Linked DNA regions of Mus musculus: region 2 is linked to region 1. The links are chromatin loops, found by intact Hi-C in ENCODE. Cell type or tissue: heart. All regions are shown on one strand. Links, peaks and the distances in the headings refer to the core of each region. The heading gives the core; the rest is flanking DNA.

Region 1 (5,528 bases), core at 1,836-4,335:
TGAGAACAAAGTGTGGGGAATGCTAAAAGAGAGGGCTCTGGCAGCTGGATGTTCTAAGTCCTAAGCAGAACATTGCTATAGAATGTCCCACCTCCAGGGACATCTTAGTACAGGGTTGGTCACGTTTACTGGTGGTTTGCTCTTTGGGGCCCATTTTAAAGAAGTCTCTAAGTGACCTGGTAGATTTGGGACAGGAAATGGAATCTGGTAGAGATTTGTTGACAATTTGTATTTTGTCCCTTAATAGGGCTCTTGGTGCTCATTGGCTGATTGCCATAAATGCAGCTCTTCTGGAGCGACGGTAGGGGACCGCTTCCCTCCGGTTGTGTTTCTACTTCCTCTGGTCTCACCCCATTGCTCTCTTGTTTCCTGAAGGCTTGGGGACCAGTTCTACAAGGAAGCCATTGAGCACTGCCGGAGCTACAACTCGAGGCTGTGCGCAGAGCGGAGCGTGCGTCTCCCCTTCCTGGACTCGCAGACTGGGGTGGCTCAGAACAACTGCTACATCTGGATGGAGAAGAGGCACCGCGGCCCAGGTAAGTCATGCCACTCCCAGCATGCACAGCGGCTCCAGCTTGGAGGAAGGAATACTATGGTGTCTAGGAGTTCACACAGCTGGGCCGGGTTGGGAGTTAGATAAGCTAGACTCACAGTGAAGAAATTTAGCTGTGTATACAGTTTATCCAAGGGACCAGACAAAGATGATGTGAGGTGTTTATCTCAAAGAAGTCCAAAGAAAGCAGTCTTCATTTTCCACCCTCGGGTGTTGGCTAAAATCTGTAAATGTGTTTAGCTGTGGGTGAGGCTTAGTTTTGTCATCAGAACTCTGTCCCCGAGGCTTGTCGTCTGTGGAGTGTGGATAATCTCATTATTTACTACACGGAGTTTATCAGGATTAAATGGAGATATCTATAAACAACTCAACATACTATATGCTCTAAAATGTTGAATATTATCATTGTTATGACTGTGATTCTAAACTTCTGGGCTTCTAAGAATAGAATAAAACCCACTGGTGTAGATTAGGGAGATAACTAGTTCTAGAGATGCATTTTTCTGTGGTCATATTTACTTATGTTAAAATATGTGTGTGTGTGCTCACATGCATGTGTCTATACCTGTTTCCATGTGTGCATAGGGTGCACGCATGCATGCATGTGTGGTGTGTTACATGTGTGCATGCAAGTACCTTCCTTCCTTAGTTGTTCTTCATCCTGGTTTTTGAAACAGGGTTTATCACTTTTGCCGGGAGCTTGCTGATTCAGCTTGGCTGTCTGGCCAGTGAGCCCCAGGGATCTGCCTGTTCTCCCACCCTCCCCAGCTCTGGGATTAAAAGTGTGTGCATTTATATGGTTTCTAGGGATTGAACTAGGTTCCATACTTTCATGGTAAGCACATTGCTGACCGAGCCATCTTTGTAAACCCCCTCTCTTTCGGTAAGGTCTCACATAGGCCAGGCTGATCTAACTTTCTACGGAGCCAGTGACGACCAGGAACTCTTCCTGATCCTCTACCTCTCAGGCTGGGGTTTGTAGGCCTCTGCTGCCACTCCTTCATGAGTATAGTCAACAAACCTTTTCTGTTGTTTTGAAAAGTTTTATATATATGTAAAATTCAGATAATGGCAAAATAAAATCAGAATCCGCACGGCCAAGCTCCACAACAGGCAGCTCATGGCCGACTGTCTCATCTATGCTTAGCTTTCACCTTTCTCCCTGACTCCGGATGACTTTGAAGTAGATCTGGGACAGCACATCATGTCACGTATAAATACTCTGGACTTAAAATGTCAAACTAGTTGGGTGCCGTGGGACATGCCTGAAATCACGGTGGTTAGGAAGCTGAGACAAGAGGATTGCTAGTGTGCCTGGGATGCAGGACAAGCCTCTGCCTGAGAGGACAAAGGAGAAGATCAAGCCAGCCCAGGACCACTACCTAATCAAATGGTCAACATTCATTTCTCCTGCTACCTCTACTGTAAGCTAGGGTCCAGACAGGATTCCTGCATTGCAACTGTGACACTGCCCTTAGACATCTGCAGGCTTCGCTGAGACTCTTTCTCCCTTGTATGTTATTTGTTGAAGAAACTGGGTTGTTTGCACTGTAGGGTTTCCCAGAGCTCAGATTTGCTGATTGCATCCCCATGGTGTTATTGCTGTGAATTGGTAATTAGGTCTGGAGACTTATTCAGGCTCTCTCTCTCTCTCTCTCTCTCTCTCTCTCTCTCTCTCTCTCTCTCTCTCTCTCTCTCCTCTCTCTCTCTCTCTGGCAAAAGCAGGTGGTAGTTTGGGCTTTCACCAGGAGGCTCATGCAGCCTGATTATCCCCTTTCACTCACGTTACCAGCCCTTCGTGATAACTATCCAGATTCTTATTCCATTAAAGAGTTGCAAAGAACCCCCCCCCAAAACCAACCAACCAAAAACCCAGTGTGGCATTTGATTAGAGGCCATGGTGGTTTTTCATTTATTAGCTCTACAGCCTCTGTAAAGAAAAACATCCCCTCATTAAAACGTTTGGTTATTATGAGGTACAGCTGACAGGAGATAAAGGATGTTTCCCTTGTATTTATTTACCAGTTTTCAGAATAATGAGTTGGTTCCTTGGTCTTGTCCAAAGTTGATCAATGTGGTTATTTTAAGTGCTATCATGAACTCGGATTTAAGCCCGTTTGATGCACTTTAACCCACTGCAGCCGTTATTCTGATTGATGCCTATGCTGTCCCATCTTTGTCCGGAAGGGCTTTGGAAACGGCCTCAGTTCCTTCTGATGGCTTCCTTGCCCTCCTGATATTGAGACAAATCGATGTTAGCTCACCTTATGCACTTCCTGCCTTAGACCTAGATGGACGTGCTTCTCCTAGAAGCCCTGGTTTCTTCTTGTCTTCATAGATGCTCTGAAATGAGCATCTATGCTCCCTAGGTTGATCATGGTTTCTCAGACGTTTTAGCCAGCATCCCATGAAGTATGATATTTTTAAGTGAATGCTATTGAATTATACTATTTCCTAGCCAATTCAGTTTTAAATAGTTTGTTTTTAACTATATTTATCCCATATCCCTTTTCTCAGATACCCACCACACACACACACACACACCAGAGTGCATGCATGAGGATATCTACCACACATGTACATACACATGTATGCAAATGCATGCATAAATACACACATATGCATATACCCCTGAACCTGGATTTAATGATGTGGACACCCTTGCTTTATCACATACAGAGTGCACAATAGGCACATTGGTAGTTCAGTAACAGCAGGGCTATTTGTAGTAAGATTACCGGACAGGACTTGACAGTTTTTCTTTTTGCACTTTGTATCTCTTGCCCTCTTGTGGTGTCAAGCCACTGTGCCTCAAAGTCACTTCAGATAGTCTTCTGTGTTAGTTGTGACAGTAAGTCTTCTACATAGTTGGATTTATAGGTTTCATTTTGGTTTTACTTGTTAAGGGTTGATCTGTTTAGAGGATTCATAGAATTTCTTTTCTTTTCTTTTTTGTTTTTGTTTTGTTTTTGTTTTTGTTTTTGTTTTTCAAGATAGGGTTTCTCTGTAGCCCTGGCTGTCCTGGAACTCACTTTGTAGACCAGGCTGGCCTTGAACTCAGAAATCTGCCTGCCTCTGCTTCCCAAGTGCTGGGATTAAAGGCGTGCACCACCACACCCAGCGAATTTCCTTTCTTAAAATTAGCTTCTCATGTTAAGTTGCCATATACCTCCTGGGAATTGCACACGGCACCTAGAACACCTTTCTGGTTTTCGTTCGCTTTCCCCAAAGATCACACCAGAAGTTGATAATGGTAAAATGTGTGTGAGAAGTGTGAGAAGCTTTTGCCTTTCTTTCTTTCTTTCTTTCTTTCTTTCTTTCTTTCTTTCTTTCTTTCTTTCTTTCTTTCTTTCTTTCTTTCTTTCTTTCTTTCTTTCTTTCTTTCCTTCCTTCCTTCCTTCCTTCCTTCCTTTCTTATTATTTAAAACAATTTTAAAATGAAAATATATCTCCATCATGTTCTTCCCTCCCCCAAATCCTTCCAGATCCCTTCCCCCTTCCTGGCCTGCCATCTTTAAGTTCTTTTTCAAAAAATGGACGAAACTCTAAGACAGAAACAAATCCCCCAAACCAAGAAAACAAAATAATAATAAAAAACCCACCACACTATAACCAAATAAAGACACACGTGCATACACATACACACAACATACATACACACAACATACATACATACACACACGCATATACACACACACACACACAACTGAGGAGTCTATTATATGTTGTCCAACTGCTCCTTAACATGAGGTTTGCTCTGGAGTGGTTGATATTCCCAGTGTCACTCTACTGGAGAAAACTTGATTTTCCTGCTCTCAGCAGGTGTAAGTGACAGTTGTTAACTTTTACCCCAGTGTATAGGTTTTCATTCATTCACTCACTCATTCATTCAAAAAATATAAAAATAGTATATAATAAGAAAAGACAAAAACTATACCATTGAAGTTGGACAAGACAAACCAAGAGAAGGAAAAGAGCCCAAAAGAAGACACAAGAAACAGAGATCCACTCATTCACACACACACACAAGAGTCCTATAAAAACACTAAGCTGGAAGCCGTAATATAAGTGCAGAAGACCTGGTGTAGACCTGAGCAGGTCCTATGCATGCCGCTTCAGTCTCTGTGAGTTCACATGAACTTTGCTCATTGATTTAGAGGGTCTTAGTTTTTCTTTGTGTCCTCTATTGTCGCGCCCGCTCTCGACCAGCAAGAACTACGCGACCACCAGTCCTTCTAACAGCAGTTTATTCAGTCCTGATTCTTCTTGTTTATATCTCCCCCGAACCCTGGGCCTCTCACTCCTTTTTTACTCTCTCTCATCCACGCACCGCAGGCCACGCCCCCTCGCCAGTCACGAGGCTTCAGCTAATCAGGGCAGCAGGGGCAAATCTCCACCAAATTGGATTCACCTGTATCCTGGTACACCTGCGCAGCACTCAAGATGTTTGTGTCTTATATGAGGAAGTCAGGTGCAAGTCATATGACTTAGCTGCAGTCCCTGGCGCCTTTGGGACTGCCGCCACACCCGCTCCCCACACTCTATCACCCCTGGCTCATACACCCTACCTCCTCTTCCATGGGGTTTCCTGGAGATCCTGTCATTTTATCCCATGTAACCAATACTATAATCAAGACAGGAAACTCCTCAGTGCAAAGATCTCTTTCATATAACTACTTCATATCCACACCCAACCTTTCATCTCATCAGGTCCCCTTACCAAATTCATTTATAAGATAGCTGTCCTACAGACCAGTTAACTCAGTTGGATAGATGGTGGCACTAATAAAAGAACCATTTTTAAAATAAACATTTTCTCTCTACTGATGAGCACATCAAATCATCAAACACAATTTTCAGTGCTTGAAGAATGCTTATCGAATTTACTTAAAGATGTGTGATAAGGGTTAGATTGCCTTTGTTGGAGAACATGTTTATTTTTCCTTTATTCCCAATGAATACTTGTGCTAGGTAT
Region 2 (3,912 bases), core at 778-3,277, 56 kb before region 1:
GGTTGGCCAAAAAATTATGTACAGGGCCTGGGGTTAAAGTGCTTTCTGAGCAAGCACGAGGAACTCCATTTGGATCCTCAGAACCTATGTACAATGCTGCAGTTCCAGCCTCCGAAGGTGGACACACGGGATCCTAAGAGCAAGCTAGCTACTGAGACTACTGAGAGTGGCGAGCTTTGGAATTGATTGAGTCTGCCTCGATGAATCAGGGAGAAGAGCTCTTGAGGACTGCCTCCCTGACAGTAACCTCAGGCTTCCGTACATGTGAGCATACACAAGCATGTGCCCCCACTCATAAGCAACGCTGAGCACAAATACATATGCCCCCCCCCCCCCAAAAAAAATTGAAAAGGAGAAAGGCCAAGTGTGTATGACCTGGTTGTCGGTCATTGAGTGTTGACGTCTCCAGGGGACTGACACTAATGCCGGGGCGAGGGCATGCATGCATGAGGAGCCTTGGGAACATGGCAAGTCAGTTCAGAATGAGGTCACCAGGACTGCCTCATGGAGGGCAAGGATCTCAAGGGTTTTCCCCAAACAAGAAGATCCAGTCTAGGCTAGCAGGTGGTGAGGGCAGAAATACTGAGACCTGAAAGTGTCCCTAAGTCGCCAAGACTGGTCCTGGCAGCCTTTGTTCAAAACCACATTTCTCTTCCAGCCTGGATGGCTCCAGAGCCATCCCAGACTACACCAAATCATCCCAGGAATTTTTCCAGGCGTCGAGCCTCGGGCAAGGCTGAGGGGGAAGACATTCCTTTCTTCCAGACCTTGGGAGAGTCACTTTGTGCTGGAGTTTACTGTCCTCGGAGGGTTCACAGGACAAAGTTAGGGATGCCTGGAGTTGGTCAGAGGAGATAAGCATCGACCCGCTAGGCACCTGGGCTCCTGAAAGTCACGTCACTGTCCTTTCTTCAGCCTTCTTTGATGTACTGGGGTCACCTCTCCTCCTTTCTGTTCAGGTGCATCACGTTGCTGCTTCCCCGAGGGCTCAGTTTCCCCCTTGCTGGAAGGAGGCAGAACATTTTCTGGGCTCCCAAAGCATGTTTCCAACCGGGGGGGGCCTGGACTAGATTTAGACCTTTTGTAGCTTTTGAAATATGTGCCACTAGGTGGCTGTCCCATAGACAAAGGGAAAATGGTGTTTCTTAGTCTGTTTTACTATAAATGAGTACACAGGTCCACAGGATTTTATCATGTATGTTACAACCAAAACCAGAACCAAACAGACAAAGCCTCACTTTTCTGCTATTCACAAGGCAACTGCTTAGTGGTGGTCCAGGGGGAGGGAGGAAGCAAGAGAGGATTCTTAATCCTGGGAGCAGGAATGAGTGCAGAAAATGCCCTGGGAACTTAAGATTCCCCCGGTTCATGTCAGCGCACAGCAGCCCATATATAACCCTGGGCAAGCTTAATCCTCGCTTCCCCGGCTTATCTCAGCCTCACATTCGTGGGCTCACCAGCCCGGAGTCTCTTTGGATGTTGGCCAGGCCTGCTGGGAATGGTAAGAGCTGAGACAGGGACAGAAACTCACGTCCTTGCATGTTGGAATGAGGCCTCCTTCCTCTCCCACTTTCCTGGCCTTTAGATTTTCCTCCTGGCATTGGCACGTAGGCTTCCTGGCCTCACATCTCTAATCTTTTGAAGAAGGGAGACTCTGATCTCAGGTTTGCAGGAGGCTGTGTCAGCGATGCAGATGATTCGAGGTGAGCAGAGGCAGAATGGTAGTAGTTGTACTTTCTCTTTTGGTTGTTTGGTGACGGGGTTTCACAATCCCTAACTCAGGCTGGCCTTGAACTCTTTATGTAGCTTGGGCTGGGTCTGAGCTTGGCAACCCTCCTGCTGCCGCTTTTGGACTCGGTTCCAAATCCTGACATTTCAGGCTTATGCCAACAAGGCTGGCTTAGGTGTCACTTTGAAATCCCGGCTGCAGTCTTGTGAGTTTAAAACCTTCCCCGAGTTTCTCTTTTCCTAGCTAACTTGGATTTTTATGAGGAATGGGAAGGTCTCATGAGAGCAAACGATTCTGGGAAGCTGACAGAGGCCATGTTGGGGATCTTGGGCTTGTACTGGATGTGTGGGCAGGCAGGTGGCGCCTCTATCCTTCTCCTCTCTCGCCTTTTCTCTGGGTTGGGTTTACAGCTATGACCCGCCCTCCCCTGACCCCTAGGTTTCCCCTTTAGAACAGCTGTAAAGGTCACAGCTTGCTTTTGAAGATACGTGGTATTTCTAGAATGGCTTCCATTCTTTGGACAAGAAGCTGAGTTGTACCTAACCTTAACTCCCTTCCTCTTCCTCTCACATTCTTTCTGCCCCTTCCTCTGCCATGTTCCCTGACCGTGGAGGAAGTGATAGAGAGACCATCTATGACTGGTCACTCAACAGGAACCTATTCTTAGTACGTTTGACTGAGTTACAGTTAAGCATCTCTATAGCCATCTGTGACCATCACAAAGACAAGCTTCTCTGGCCAACAGGGACAGCAGCGCTCACCTATGGGCATCAACGGTTAGTTAGAGGGTGATCTGATGGGCACATCAGTTTAGCCAAAACAGCAGAAGTAGCTTTTCCACTCCACCCCATGACCTCCCCAGCCTCAGGCTTTTGGCTTGATTTGTGACCCAGACATGAATTTTGTCCTGTAAATTAGGTATCAAATATAATCAGGCGGGAAACAGTTGTTCAACCCCCCATAACAGGCTTGTCACTGATGCACCATTGACTCGTCAGGCTTGGCCAGGCAGTATTATTACACACAGAGACCATAGCTGAGTATGACTCCTCCTCTTGGGAATTCTCCCCTAGGAGCCTTGCATACCTCCGAGGGCTAGCCAGTAAGAAGGAAGCTTCCAGCCCAGGTCTAGCCTGAATTCTTCATGTCCTGTAATCAAGGCCCATTGGTGTCTTTGGTGATAGGTAATTAGGTAATAAAGTCTAGTGCTACTAGTTCTGGTGCAGAGCTAATAGCAGTGACAACTTCCTGTAGTGTTCTGGGGGCCTCAGGGACCTCCCTGACCAAGTGGTGAGGCAGTATCCCACCCCTGGTACGGGACTATTTCTTTAATAACCTATGGCTCTTGGGAGCATCTTTATCTACCTCATTGAAACACATAAAAATGAAAAGCAACACAACACACTTTTTTATTAGTATTTCAAATATCAGATTCCTTTATGGCACCCCCCCTCCCCACCAGCTTCCCCCTTCCTCTTGTCTCCTTGTCCAGAGTTGTGTGACTTCTTTTCTACTTTTTTTTTTTTTCTGATAATATCCTAGGGTTATACATTTTCACTTAGTTTATTTCTTTTCTCCACCCAAAAGTTGCTTTTCCAAGTGTCCTGGGCTATATCTTTTATATTTTAGTTTTATTATAAAGGGTGATATAAAGCCATTTTTACCGAAGCACACATTATACTTTGAGGCTACTGCCACCCCCATACGGCCTCTCTCTTTCTCTCCCTCCCATAATGCACTTTGTTTTCTTTTTATTTGACAATATACCCACAGCCCAATCCCTTTTTATTCACAGTACCAGGGGGTCGAATCCAAGGCTTTGAATATGCTGGGTAGATAAGAGCTGTATGAGCTATAATCCCAACCTGTAATCCTACTTTAAATAAGGTATTTCAAGTGTGGATATGTAATTTATTTAATTTCACCTCTCTTGATAGGAATTTAGATGATTTTCAATTCTTACCTCAATGGGAAAAATCGAATATGCTTTCCCCATAAGTCACGTGTGCCCATTTTTAGCATGTATAGTCATCAGGACTTCTCAGTTATTTCTGAAGTTTGTATGTAATATGAAGTGAGTGAATTGAAAGATATCTGTTATGTTCTTACCTTGGACAAATATGGATCTCTGACTGTTTTCCTGATGGTTTGTTTTAGATCATTTTTTTTTCTTTCTTTCTTTC

Evidence for each region. A loop is a pair of places that touch in the nucleus more often than their neighbours do. Peaks named below come from ENCODE experiments on the same cell type or tissue, not always from the same donor. Only the 100,000 strongest peaks of a DNase experiment are listed, where the experiment ranks them.
Region 2: it touches region 1 in a loop (4-fold over the local background); 5 of 42 quality-filtered maps call a loop at or near these places.

The regions. Positions count from the first base shown.
Region 1 is chr12:83,365,512-83,371,039 of GRCm38, reverse strand. It overlaps Dpf3 (D4, zinc and double PHD fingers, family 3), which reads left to right. Exons shown (of 11, transcript NM_001267625.1): 2 at 376-536. Among named protein-coding and RNA genes, the nearest start is that of Dpf3, 120 kb to the left of the region's middle. In heart, for the core only: a CTCF peak has its summit at 3,350 (motif pointing left); no DNase peak of the experiment used is centred there.
Region 2 is chr12:83,422,456-83,426,367 of GRCm38, reverse strand. All of the region lies in intron 1 of Dpf3 (D4, zinc and double PHD fingers, family 3), which reads left to right. Among named protein-coding and RNA genes, the nearest start is that of Dpf3, 63 kb to the left of the region's middle. In heart, for the core only: CTCF peaks have their summits at 1,113 (motif pointing right) and 2,082; a DNase peak (open chromatin) is centred at 1,477; H3K27ac peaks cover 2,225 bases.